Linked DNA regions of Homo sapiens: region 2 is linked to region 1. The links are chromatin contacts, found by Hi-C in ENCODE. All regions are on one chromosome and are shown on one strand. The core of a region is the stretch at or near the end of the contact, and the rest is flanking DNA. Distances in the headings are between cores, read along the strand shown. Region 1 overlaps LOC124901626 (a long non-coding RNA gene). Region 2 has its middle 280 kb from the start of SNORD151.

The links. A loop is a pair of places that touch in the nucleus more often than their neighbours do. Pooled maps may share reads with other maps.
Region 2: a loop to region 1 is called in a map of IMR-90, with 4 times the contacts of the local background. The contact joins two enhancer-like sites. A Hi-C loop is called at or near these places in 3 of 168 maps with a recorded cell type or tissue (Caco-2, GM12878 and IMR-90), 8 of 37 single-sample maps with no recorded cell type and 7 of 50 pooled maps.

The regions. Positions count from the first base shown.
Region 1 is chr7:46,930,976-46,936,697 of GRCh38, forward strand. The region is part of intron 1 of LOC124901626 (a long non-coding RNA gene); the gene reads right to left. Among named protein-coding and RNA genes, the nearest start is that of SNORD151, 530 kb to the right of the region's middle. Within about 2 kb of position 1,941, at least 10 of the 41 ENCODE cell types and tissues checked have a DNase peak (open chromatin) inside an H3K27ac peak, as active enhancers do.
Region 2 is chr7:47,180,263-47,186,562 of GRCh38, forward strand. No RefSeq gene overlaps it. Among named protein-coding and RNA genes, the nearest start is that of SNORD151, 280 kb to the right of the region's middle. Within about 2 kb of position 1,534, at least 6 of the 41 ENCODE cell types and tissues checked have a DNase peak (open chromatin) inside an H3K27ac peak, as active enhancers do.

The DNA of each region.
Region 1 (5,722 bases), core at 691-3,190:
TAAATAAAAGTGAGCCAACACAAATCTACAACCAGTGAACTTTCATGTCAAATCCTCCTACATATCCATAAACAGCAACCATTCTACCCTGTTCCTCAACCTGAGCCTTAGTTGGTTTTAGATGGTACCAAAACAAGTCGTTTGATAGAGCAATATTCAGTAAACTTTTTAAAACATAAATATGATGTGAACAATTCAAATTACGTTGACATTTTTCCTGAGTTTCCATGTTTGGGGCAATCTTTAAGTAACCTACAAGTGTTTGATATCATGATACATCCAGCTTATGTTTATATTAAATCAAAATGGACAGGAGAGGAAAAAATGTTAAGGATCCCAGTGTTTGATGTACCTAATGCAAATGATTTATGTCAATGTCATAACTTTGTAAGTAGACCCTCCTATGAGCACTTTTCTACATTTCTGTGGACAGCCAGTCAGAATAGACTAAGGGGTAGCTCTATCTACTAGGAACATTCGCCCACTAATATCTTCAATAGGACGTAAAAGATAGGTAAACAGAGGCCATAGAGCAAGGCTGTGTCAATAAAGCAAAGGATTGTAAAGTTAGATTTTTAGAGATGTTAAGTGGCTGAAAGAAAAGGCTGAAACTAGTGAGGCAGTGTTTCATGGGGTAAAAACATCTACCTTTGATTCTCTCACTTCAACTAGACCCAAGCAGAAGGGAACTTATTTAAACAGCAGTTCATGGAAGAAAAGCCATCATAGGCTACATCATCAACTCAAAAATGACATACCCGTGAAAGCTCTGCCTAAACATCTAAACTCAACATAGGCAGCTTTAATGTAAATGAATAGTGGAAACCTAAGGATACGATGTTTTGTTGCACTTGCCATTGGATTACTGTGCTTGACTTTGAGTCACTGCAAACTGCCATGTGTTTAGAGGTGATCCTGGATGTTGCAGGGGTCCAAGACCCAGGAGATCCTGGATAATTTAAGTGGCAAGTAGCAGACTTCATGGAGGACATTTAGTGTAAGAAAGGAGAAAACTTAGGTCCAACATGTAGAAGTTTCAAATAGAAAAGTTTTGATGTGTCACAGCAGGAAGTAAAAAAGTATCACTTCCACTCTAGGAGGATTTCCTATCAATTTGAGCTCTTCTAGTTTAATCACAGATTTTGTAAAATAATGAGGTCTGCAAAGGAATTTAAACAGGGACTACGCAACCACTTGATGGGATATTGGGAATATCTACATCGTGCTGGACAAAAATATAAATGGTTCCTTGTGTGGCTTTGGAACCCAGATTCTCCTGCATCATCATTCTACATTGGTGCCATGAGGGCCAGACACTCTCACAACACTGCCCTTCTTGCTGAAAATATCAGTAATCTCCTTCAAACAGATAACTTGACTTCACCAGACTTTTTTCAGCACTTGGCAGCTATATAAACTTTTTATTAGTCCATTTATTGTTTATTTTGCACTGTTTTGTTTTAAGCATAAAGGGGTGAAGTACTAAAATATGTTTAGGGCCCATATCCCATTAAATCACAGATACTCAGTATGGCTGAGCAAATGTTTACTTCCCAGGGTCAGCCTAAACAAAACGAAAACAGCAGTCCCAAATATTTCCTTTGCAGAATAATCACAAAGGCTGTCTCTCCTGAAATCTTAATCCTAATCTTAAATATTTGCTGTCCTAAAATGAGGAAAGTCCTGTCAGTAATTGTATTATCTGTTCTTCTTCATGCTCATCATAAATGCCAAAGGGTAATTCTTCCTAGAAAAATCAATCTTTAGTGATAACACGCAATGTGTTTTTAATTAATGAAGCTGCTTGATGCTGGCAGACTGGAAGTATCTTATCATCACATGCTGGGGAATTCACACAGGGTCCTGTCTGTGCATGCCGATCCCTGGAGCCAAAGAAAAATCTCCTGTCATTAAATCCTCTGCTGAACTAGCCTACATACTAAATAGGCAGAGGATCACGCCAGCCATCATGCTGGATAAGTGTATCAAGATATAACGCATGCCAGAAGCTGATGAAATACTTTGGCAAGAGCAGTGACCAGTTTTGTTATAATAAGTTGTGGTTTATCTCCAGTGTGGAGGGGAGAAAACTCATTTATGATTGCTCAATATTCTTGAGCAAAATACGACTGTCATCTGAATCCAGAGTAGAAGAGAGGATTTTTGTTTCTTTGTTTCTACGTTTATTTTGTTTTTAAGAGGAAAAGCAGCTTCTCAGTTGATGGGCAGTGGGAACAACACTGGATTTGTGAAGAGGGCTCACTGTGATTGAGTCACTTCACTTTTTTCCTTGCTCCTATACTTGGTACAAGTCCCCTACCCTCTCCAAGACTCATTTCCTCCTTTCTAAAATGAGGACAAGAGCACCCACTTCAGGATGAACACACAAGTTAAAGCGTTGAAGCACATTGTAGGCTATACAGATAAAGACATTGTTATTCTTTCTAGAAATAATAATTATTTGTTTCTTACAGACTCCACTAAAGTGAGAGTTGGAACTAAACATTCTCCAACATTCCTTTTAAAAAATTATCAAATTATTAGTTTTTAATTCCAAAATTTTAGGTTTTAGTTTGTAGGCCTGATTAACAAAAGCTACTTTTATTTATTTATTTATTTTTTTCCGTGTGTAGCCAAAATTGAATGTAGGCATGAAATGCAGGGAATTTTTGGATAATGGGACAGAGAGGTATTTATTGTTTCAGAAAGCACTTCCTGAAAACATTTATAACCAAAGAGCCAATAAAATGATCGGTTCAGAGATAAGTATACTGGAAGGAAATAATGACCATTGCAACACATGGCTAAACACCCTGGAATCATTCTTCCTTGTATTATTAAGCATAATTTTTACATTAACACAGAGTCAAAATAAAAGTTCCCTGCTGTGCTTACACAATACTCTGCAGCTGAGCAATAAGAACTTCGAGTGAAGTAAGGAGCAATTAGAGCAAAAGACAACTCAAACTAATTATTTTTAATCATATAAGTATAGCTTAGATCGACTCACCTGTAAAACAGGATAATTACCTAGGTATTGGATACTCTTTAAATGTTTGTAGGATTAAATTGACATTTCAGTTATAAGCTATTATTGAGTATTGGAACCAAACAAGCATGGAATACAATAGGGATAAATCAAATAATGTAACTACAGATAAATTATAATATAATAGAAGGATAATATTATTACAATATTATAACAATTATATCTACAGATCAAGGAATTTTGTAAAGATAATTGAGACAAACCAGATGGAAAAAACTTGTAAAGATGCTAAAAAACAAACAAAAACATATTGCCCTTGCTCACTTTCTTGGGCCCAGTATAGAAAAGACTAACTTCTGTATAATTTCCACCTTAGTTTCTAGGTGAAACAGTTGAACTACTGACCTCTGTGTAATTATTTCGTAATCTGCTTCCTCTTCATGAAACGTTTAGTCCAAATCTCTGTATGACCAAGCTTTTCCCATCTTCCAAAGCCCAGATGAAAGAGGTCATCCACAGAACTCCCCTGTTCCTCTACTCCACCATATTTCTCTCTCCTGCAAAGGAGTTCTCTCTAGCATTGACCTTGCAGTGGTCTATTCCATGAGGGCCAAATCTAAAGCATAGAGTCATGCACCACACAATGGTGTTTCCATCAACAACAGGCTGTGTATTCAACAGCTGTCTCATAAGATTATAATGAAGCTGAAAAATTCCTACTGCCTAGTGATATCATAGTGCAATGCATTACCCGGGTGTTTGTGGTGATGCTGGTGTAAACAAAACTACTATGCTGCCAGTTGTTTAAAAGTATAGTGCATACAATTATGTACAGAATATATTACTTGGTAAGATAATAAGTGACTATGTTACCACTTTATGCATTTAGCATACTATATTCTTGTTGATATTTTTATTGTATTTTTATACTCATAAAAAAAGTTAACTGTAAAACAACCTCAGGCAGGTCTTAGACATTGTCATCATAGGAGATGGCAGCTCCATGCACGTTATTACTCCTGAAGACCTCCCAGTGGGACAAGCTGTGGAGATGGAAGACTGATATTGATGATCCTGACCCTGTGTAACCCTAAGCTAATTTATGTGCTTCTGTCTTAGTTTTGGACAAAAATGTTTAAAAAGTAAGAAAAATAAAAATAGATACATGCCTATAGAATAAGGACATAAAGAAAGAATATGTTTTTGTAGCAGGTATATAATGTGTTTTTATTTTAAGCTACGTGTTATTGCAAAAGAGCCAAAAAGTTTAAATAATTTAAAAGTTTATAAAGTAAAATGTTGCAGTAGGCTAAAATTACTTTGTTACTGAAGAAAGAAAAAATACTCTTTTGTAAATTCAGTGTAGCCTAAATGCACAGTGTTCATAAAATCTATCATAGTGTTGAGTAATTGACTCACTGGGCTTTCATATTCACTCACCACTCACTCACTGACTTACCCAGGGCAACTTCCAGTTCTACAAACTCCATTCATGGTAAGTTCTCCATATATATGCACCCTTTTAAAAAATATTTTATCCTCTATTTTTACTTTACTTTTTTGATGTTTAGATATCTTTAGATACAAAAGTATGGAACCATTGTGTATACTCGTCTACGGTATCAAGTTCAGTGACATGCTGCACAGGTTTGCAGCCTAGGAGAAACAGGCTATACATATAGCCTAGCTGTGTAGTAAGCTCTACCATCTGGGTTTGGGTAAGTACAGTCTATGATGTTCACACAAGACAAAATTGCCTAATAGTGCAATTTTAATTTCTTAGAATGTATCCCCATTGTTAAGCAATGCACGACTGTATTCACACTTATATTTCCTGGTATCTTCCAACAGTGCTTACTTATGTCTGGTGTGGCCCACATAAAATTGATCAAATGACAAAAGAGTGATACTCTTAAAATAAGGTAAGTGGGTGTGTCTTGCAGGGTATGGAAGAGGAAATGTCAATAATACTGACCATTCAATGTAGGAAAATTTGATTTGGGACACCGTCAAGATATTACTCTCCCTTAATAAGAGTTGGCAGACCAAACAAGAACATATGGGAGAATGATCTCCAGTACTAACTGTTATTTTGCAGTGTACTAAATAAAAACTAACTTTCTTATACAGAATAAGAGACAAATTGTATTTAGAAATTGAATTTACAATTCACAAGAAGCTGAAAGAGTAATTTACACTCTGCAAAAGGATAGAGACTTAAGAAAAGCATAGACACCCAGTTCTATGTCAGAACCCGACAGGCACAGGCTCAAAGGAGCCCCATCTGCTCTAGAACACGAACCACTTCTTACTTAAGGCTTCTCACCAACATTCTTTTGAGAAGGGAAGGAGAATGTAACAGGAAAACTGTGCTATGTTATGTATGTAATTTTCTGTGAATTAAAATGAAAAAGCTCTAGTCAAATGCAAGTAATTATTTCATTTTGTGGGTTTGATAAATCTTTATTAAAAGTTGTATTGAACCTATACCAAGTTTAAAAAAAAACTTCTTTAGATATTATCTATTTATTCTTACGTGCATTCATTTATTTAGTGTAGGATTGTTGAGTGCACACCGTTGGATGATGTCTACATGTCAGGGATACAGAAAGGAAAGAAAAACAAATGTCCCTATCCATAAAGGTGGAGGATATTAAACTAATGTTCCCATTACTCGTGTATGTTTTTGGAGGAGTAATGTTAATGAAGGAAGATAATATGGTTTGGCTGTGT
Region 2 (6,300 bases), core at 284-2,783, 250 kb after region 1:
CTCTTCATTACACAAGTTCTTCGTAGAAAATAATATATAATATTTCTTTATTTGGGTTTTCTTGGACAAATCCTCTATAGGGCAGCAGTTTCCCATGGCAGCTAGGCCAAGAGATTCCTGATCAGAGACTGCCATCTGCTGGATGAAGGGGATGGCCAGAGGCTTCTGTGCTTCGTTTTGTTTTGTTCTGAATTCTAAGAAACAAATTGCAGGGCAGATGGGGTCTGATTAATGCAGAAGGGAGTGCTTTTGGCATTGATTGACAAGGAAATTGGCTTTTCTGATGCAACCATAATGGATCAGCCATGGTTACGGCTTTCCCCTGTGTTAGCCCTCAGTAGGGTTATGTCTACCTCATTTGGCAGAAAGTTAAGGCTCAGCGAGGCTAAACCACAAATACAGAGTTACCCAAGTAATAAGCAATAGAACTGGGACTGGGACCTTGGACTATTAGATCCCAAAGATGCTTGATCATCCCAGAGTGAGTCAGAGGCAGTTAGAGGATGAGATTCTTAGGCAAGGAAGGAAGTGAGATGCTAGAAGGGTCGCAAGGAAGAAAAAGAGAGAAAGAAAGGGAAGAAGGTTGGTGGTGGGACCTAAGCTCCAAACACTCTCCGTCCTCACCAGGATGGCTCAGGATGAACCCAGAGCTCTCACATAGATGGACAGACTCACAATGGCCAGGAAGGAAAAAAAAGGATGAAGACCACAAGTAGGTATAACCATGCACTTGCAGAGAAGAGGGGGCATATTGGGCTGTGAGATTGTATAACCAGTGCATCAAGGGACACGGAATCAGTGGCACCATTTCCTGAGTCTGCAGTATAAAGGTTAGCTGGCTGCCCAAGGAGAAACACAGCAAGTCAAAGAGAGGTCAGAGGTTTCTCCCTGAGGTCTTTATACAGAGATCATGATGTAGCGTAGTCAAGGACAGCCTCACCGATGTCCTCATGGCGAGCAAAGTCATGCATTTTACAGGGCTCTGTCTTAGAATGTCCCTGCAATGTACATTACATTTTAGGAGCATTCAGGAAAAGTACTGCAATAAAAGAAAGCCATGTGGTCCCCAGAGCACTCTGATGATGTGGCTTAAGGCTGGGACCAAATGAACAGTATTGAACACTAGCAAATGCCTAGGTGCTTGTCTCCGTGAGTTTTCTTTGCGACGCATTTTGACAAGCGTGGGATAGCTCTGAGTTTGACATTTTATCTTCTGAGATGAAGCTGGAGAGAAGCCAGTCCAGGCATCCCGTGCTGCAGTGGCTTTTAGGGGAGCTGAGGACGGCAGTCTTCCTGTGTCCAGGCCCCCCAACCAACCTCCTCCACAGATGGGCAGAAGAATCTCAGTGAACTGCATTAAAATTGGTCTTTACCCCATGAAAGATTGGCAGTGGTGCAGGAAAAAGAACAAAGGGCCAAGCCTCAGTCTCCCCATCATCAAATTAGAAGAGTTAGCTAGATCCGTGATTTCAAACTTCCCTCAATCCAGCTCCCTGCTCAGCCCTGTCCCAGCCCGGCCCCAGAGTCCTTCCCTGAGTGCTGCAGCTGCAGCAGGACTGAGAATTCCCACCCTGAATGCTACAGCTGCTTCCCAAGTATGAAGCTGAACAAATGAATTTTCTCACCAACTTGCTCACATGTCTGACCTGACAGTGCACCTGTACCTCAGCTCCTCCTCTCTGCAGTCCGCCTAGGGCCCTCCCCACTACACTAAAGAGAGGCGTTACCTGTCCTAGGAATAGCACACTGTTCCCTGCTCTCCCCCCACCATGCCCCAGCAGCTTCCCAAGCTTGGCATTCCTACCAATTCATGTAAGCCAATCCCAAAGGACTCTATTTATAGTTTTCAAATATTGGCACATGAGCTGCTTCCAGCCTGCCAGGTACTTTCTGAGAAAGAACACAGTACAGCTCTCTCTTGCTCGCTCTGCCTCTCTCCCTCCTACCTCTCTCCTTCTGTGTGTGTCTCTCTCTCTCCCCAAATGCTGCTTTTAAGCCTATCAGCCCCTTCACCAGGGACTGTGAACACAAAGACCAATGCAAAAAACATCTTCAACTGAAGCCATTCCAAATTGGAAACAAGCCACCATCCATGGAGAGTTTGGGATGGTTTGGAAAAAAGTATTTTGCTATTGCCAAAGTTCTAATTCAGCATCCTTTGAAATCTTACATTCAAGAAGTAGTCCTTATATAACACAAATTTGGTGAGAACATTCCAATGCTCATCATTCAGGTGTCAGGAAAAGATCCAAATAATAAAAAACTTAAATGAGTCCTTATTTTTTTTTCCACTGGGGCACATATGGCATTCACATGTAAGAAACACTCATAAATGTGTGCCCAGTATTACCCACGACTCACTGGAACCCCAGGCCAGGGGTGGGGACCACAGACACTGAGTGATGGTACAGGAAGAGGAAAGGGGTAGGCCTCCTCCACTGGGCAATGGTTTACTTCTGTGACAACAGGGTCTCCATAGCACAGCATGGTGCCCAGCATGATGATGGGCATCGTTCCTGCACCCTGGGGTCCCCAGAGCTGTTTGGGGTCCCACTGATGGGATGCAAGTAGAGATACCGGACAAGAGCTGGAGTGAGCTGAGGCTGCTAATGTTGCCCCATGGCAGGCATCAAAAGTTTCTTCCTGCCCAGGCTGGGTTGGAGCAAGGAAGACCCTAAGCCTCCCCAGCATCTACCGTATTGTTAGATCTGGAAGTGGGAGCCCTCAGAGAGTATAACTTTGAACCCTATCACAAAATGCTGATATAAGACACAAACAGAGAGCATTCCCCTCTCTGTGCCTTGGCCCACACCTGGGATTGGTGGAGCCTCACATCTCTATGACCTTTAACCTTCACCATCACTGCAGTTGCCTGACTTCTCTTGTTGCCAGAACACACAGAGCTCATAACCAGGGAGCATTTGCAGGTATTTCTGCCTCTGTCTGGAATGCTCTGTCTCCTCTCCTTTTCACTCTGCCACCTGGCTCTCCCTGTTGGAAGGGCCACTATCTGAAACTGCCTTATGTCTTCATATGTTTCACGTGTGCAGCTGTCTCCCCTAGTAGAATGTAAGCTTCAGGGGACAAGGCACTGTTTTATTTATCACCATACCTCCTGCATTTAGCATGTTAATTAGTCATAGTATTTGTTCAATTAGACATGGCAAATTGATACTAGCTACTCTTTATTGAGTACCTATAATGTTGTCAGAGAGTTCACATGCCTTCTGGGAAGTTCCCAGAACAATTCCATGAGACACAAACCTCACACCCAGCTTCAGTCAAGCTGGAATACTATCATTAATATATGCAAATTCAGTAAAGGCAGCTTTATATGAAAGTAAGGTACCATTCCCTGAGCCTTCTAATGGGCCATCTGACCAGGGGAGCAGTGGGAGTAGAGAGAAGTGGGTGAGTCCCAGGGTCAGATGTGGAGGGTGAAGCATGTTCACATGTCTGTGCTCCTAGGAATGTACCCCTGCATCTGGGGTGATGCTTCAGCCTCACCCACAGTGCCCTACACACCTGTCATGCACCATTTACTGGAATGGGTTGTTAGGAGAACGTTCTGCACATTTACAGGGTTTAACCTTCATCCTGGAGAAAAATCACAGCCCTCAAGCTTCAAAGATTCTCATAGAAAATTTCTGGAAAATAGAGATCTCTAGAATTACAAGTCAGAATTGATGTGATTCTTCTGAGACTGAACTTGGAACCAATACAAATGAGAAAAAAGCAGAAAGAATGTGCGCCAGACCCACGTCTGCCCCACCCCCCGCCACTGCAGCCTTCTACTCCTCCCCACCCCGTCCTACAGAATCCAGTTCTGACCACCGCTGTCACTCAGCGTCTCTCCAGTTATCCCCAAGGGGCTCGTCAGTACCAGAGAAATGTAAACTAGAACCACGATCCAGTGCCCCTTTGAACCATCAAACTGGCAAAATATAAAAAATAAGAAACCAAGCATTGGTGAGGATGTGGAGCAGTGGAAACCCCCCTACACTTCCAACTGGAAGGTAACGTGGCCCAACCACCTGGAAAATCAATTTGACAAAATTTAACAGAACAGAGCATATACAGACTCTACAACACAGTCATTCCACCCAAAAGAGACAAGTGCCCATGTGCTTGGGAGACGGCCAGCTGTGCAGAATGGCTCTCTGCCCACTGGAAACCAAGGAGGGAAGGCAACAGCCAGCACTCCCTCGGGAGTACAATTAATAAACAGGTTGTGGTATCTTCTTCGCACATGAAATATCATAGAGCAATACCAGTAAATGAACTCACCACATCTGCAGGCTTAAGAAAAATCATAAGACCAAACCAGAGAAATTAATAAACTACAGTTACATCAACAAGTTACAATGTTTCAAACACATACTATTGCCTGAATAAAAAGTCAGTTTCAGAATGGTGGACACATTGTAATTCCATGTACATAAATTTCACAGTAGGCTCCACTAAGCAACTAAGCAATGCATTGTTTTGAAGAGTGGATGTCTGAGATTAGACTATAAAGCAAAGGAATGTGATTAACATGAAATCCCAAGCAGGGGTCCTCTGGGGTGGGAGAGGAGGAGGCATCTAGAACACCTGGGGAAAGGTGTGCAGAGATATTTAAGGGTATTGTGTGGGGAATTCTATAGGAATTATTTGCGTTAATTATTATTATTAATATTCTTTAAAATGTACAATATGTTTATATAGTCTTTACTCTTTAGAAGACATTTCACAATTTAGGGAATTAAAAATACAAAAGTAATGAGTCCTTCATGTTACGACATTCCTGACATAAGCATAACACACTATAAGTAGATCCGTAAGACTCAATGACTAATTTTCCCCTTCTAAAAGAAGGAAATTAAGAATAAAGACTAAAGGACAGGGATGGAAATTATACCTGCATACAGATCTCTAATCCCAATCTTGCTCTGTTACACAGAGATTATTTTACCTTTTAGCCCCATTTGCCATTTTTACTTAGTACTTGTGTTGCTCTATTCGAGTTCATATTCTTGGCACTCAGAATGTTTTCTGGCATGAAAGTTGGAGAAACTTGGGTAACCTTTCAGAGAGTCTCCTGAGCTCGACATATCAAACTTAACTGCCAGGATATTTTTAAATTATCTGCTGTGATTCATGGAAGTCAGCTCCTATGGCCGGCCACTGAGCATTTTGTTGACAATGATTTGCTCCTCTGGGCCAGGCTCTGGGAGGACACTTGTTTCAGGAAAGGAAGGAAGCCCAAGACACAAAGCCTACAGATTAAAAGCCAGTGGCCTGGGCCTGGATGAGAGGAGCTCTGGGGTCTGGGGGATCCAAGAGGCAAGGCCACAGGCTCCTGGAGGAGGGTAACGGCTCCCGGAGTGGACTCCACTGAAAGTGGGCTTTGGAAGGTCCTGGGCTATTACTGGTGGAAGGACATTCCATCAAGACACACAAGAGAATCCCATCAAGACACACTTACCTCAACTTTTAAAAAATGCACATTTTATTCCTCTTCTGTTGCATTATGAGGCACACATAAAATTCCTCTTTTTTATGGACAGAACTGCCCATCTCAGGGCCTGCAGGATGACATTCAGAAGCCGGTGCTCTGCTGGAACCCACTGTTCCTTGCTCTCTGTCACCATCAGCTCCTCACTCCGAGTCTGATTCTCCTCATGACTCCGGGTTTCAGGAGGCCACGGATCAACTTCTGCCATCAGCCCCTTCCCTTCTCAGGGCCTTGCCTGACAGCTTCCTTGTCAGCCTGTGTGCACTGGGCATCTACTGTATGGTTCATTTCTGGAAGGTGCCCCTGAAGCACAGACATCACTCGTAGAACGACTAGGCTCTCTGAGAGCTTGTCATGGACACAGAACTCTCAAAGAATTTTGAGGGGGAGATGAGTAAGGTATTTCATCAGAGGCAATGTCTGAACATGGAGGTGACAATGTGCAGAATCCCGTTTACCTTCCTCCTTCTTTTCTGCAACGTCTTCAGCCTGCTGCATCCCACAGGAGTCATCCACAGAGATGCGCTACTCAGACCCATGAAGAGAAGGACTTGTGGCCCAGCTAGCTGCAGGACCATGGCCGCCTGGCAGCCTCCTCTGCTGATCTTCTCAACTTCCCCTCTGTATTCAAGCACACGCTTCCTGAGCAGCCACTGGCCCAGGACTGAGATAGTCAGGGGCCCATGGCCTGACCCTCCCCACCCTCAGAGGCAGCTGAGATGGGCTAGCAGACGGGCTGGCAGTGAGGTCCGAAGAGCTGCCTGGTGGCTCTTTTTGCCCAGTTTCACTTCCTCCTCTCCTCC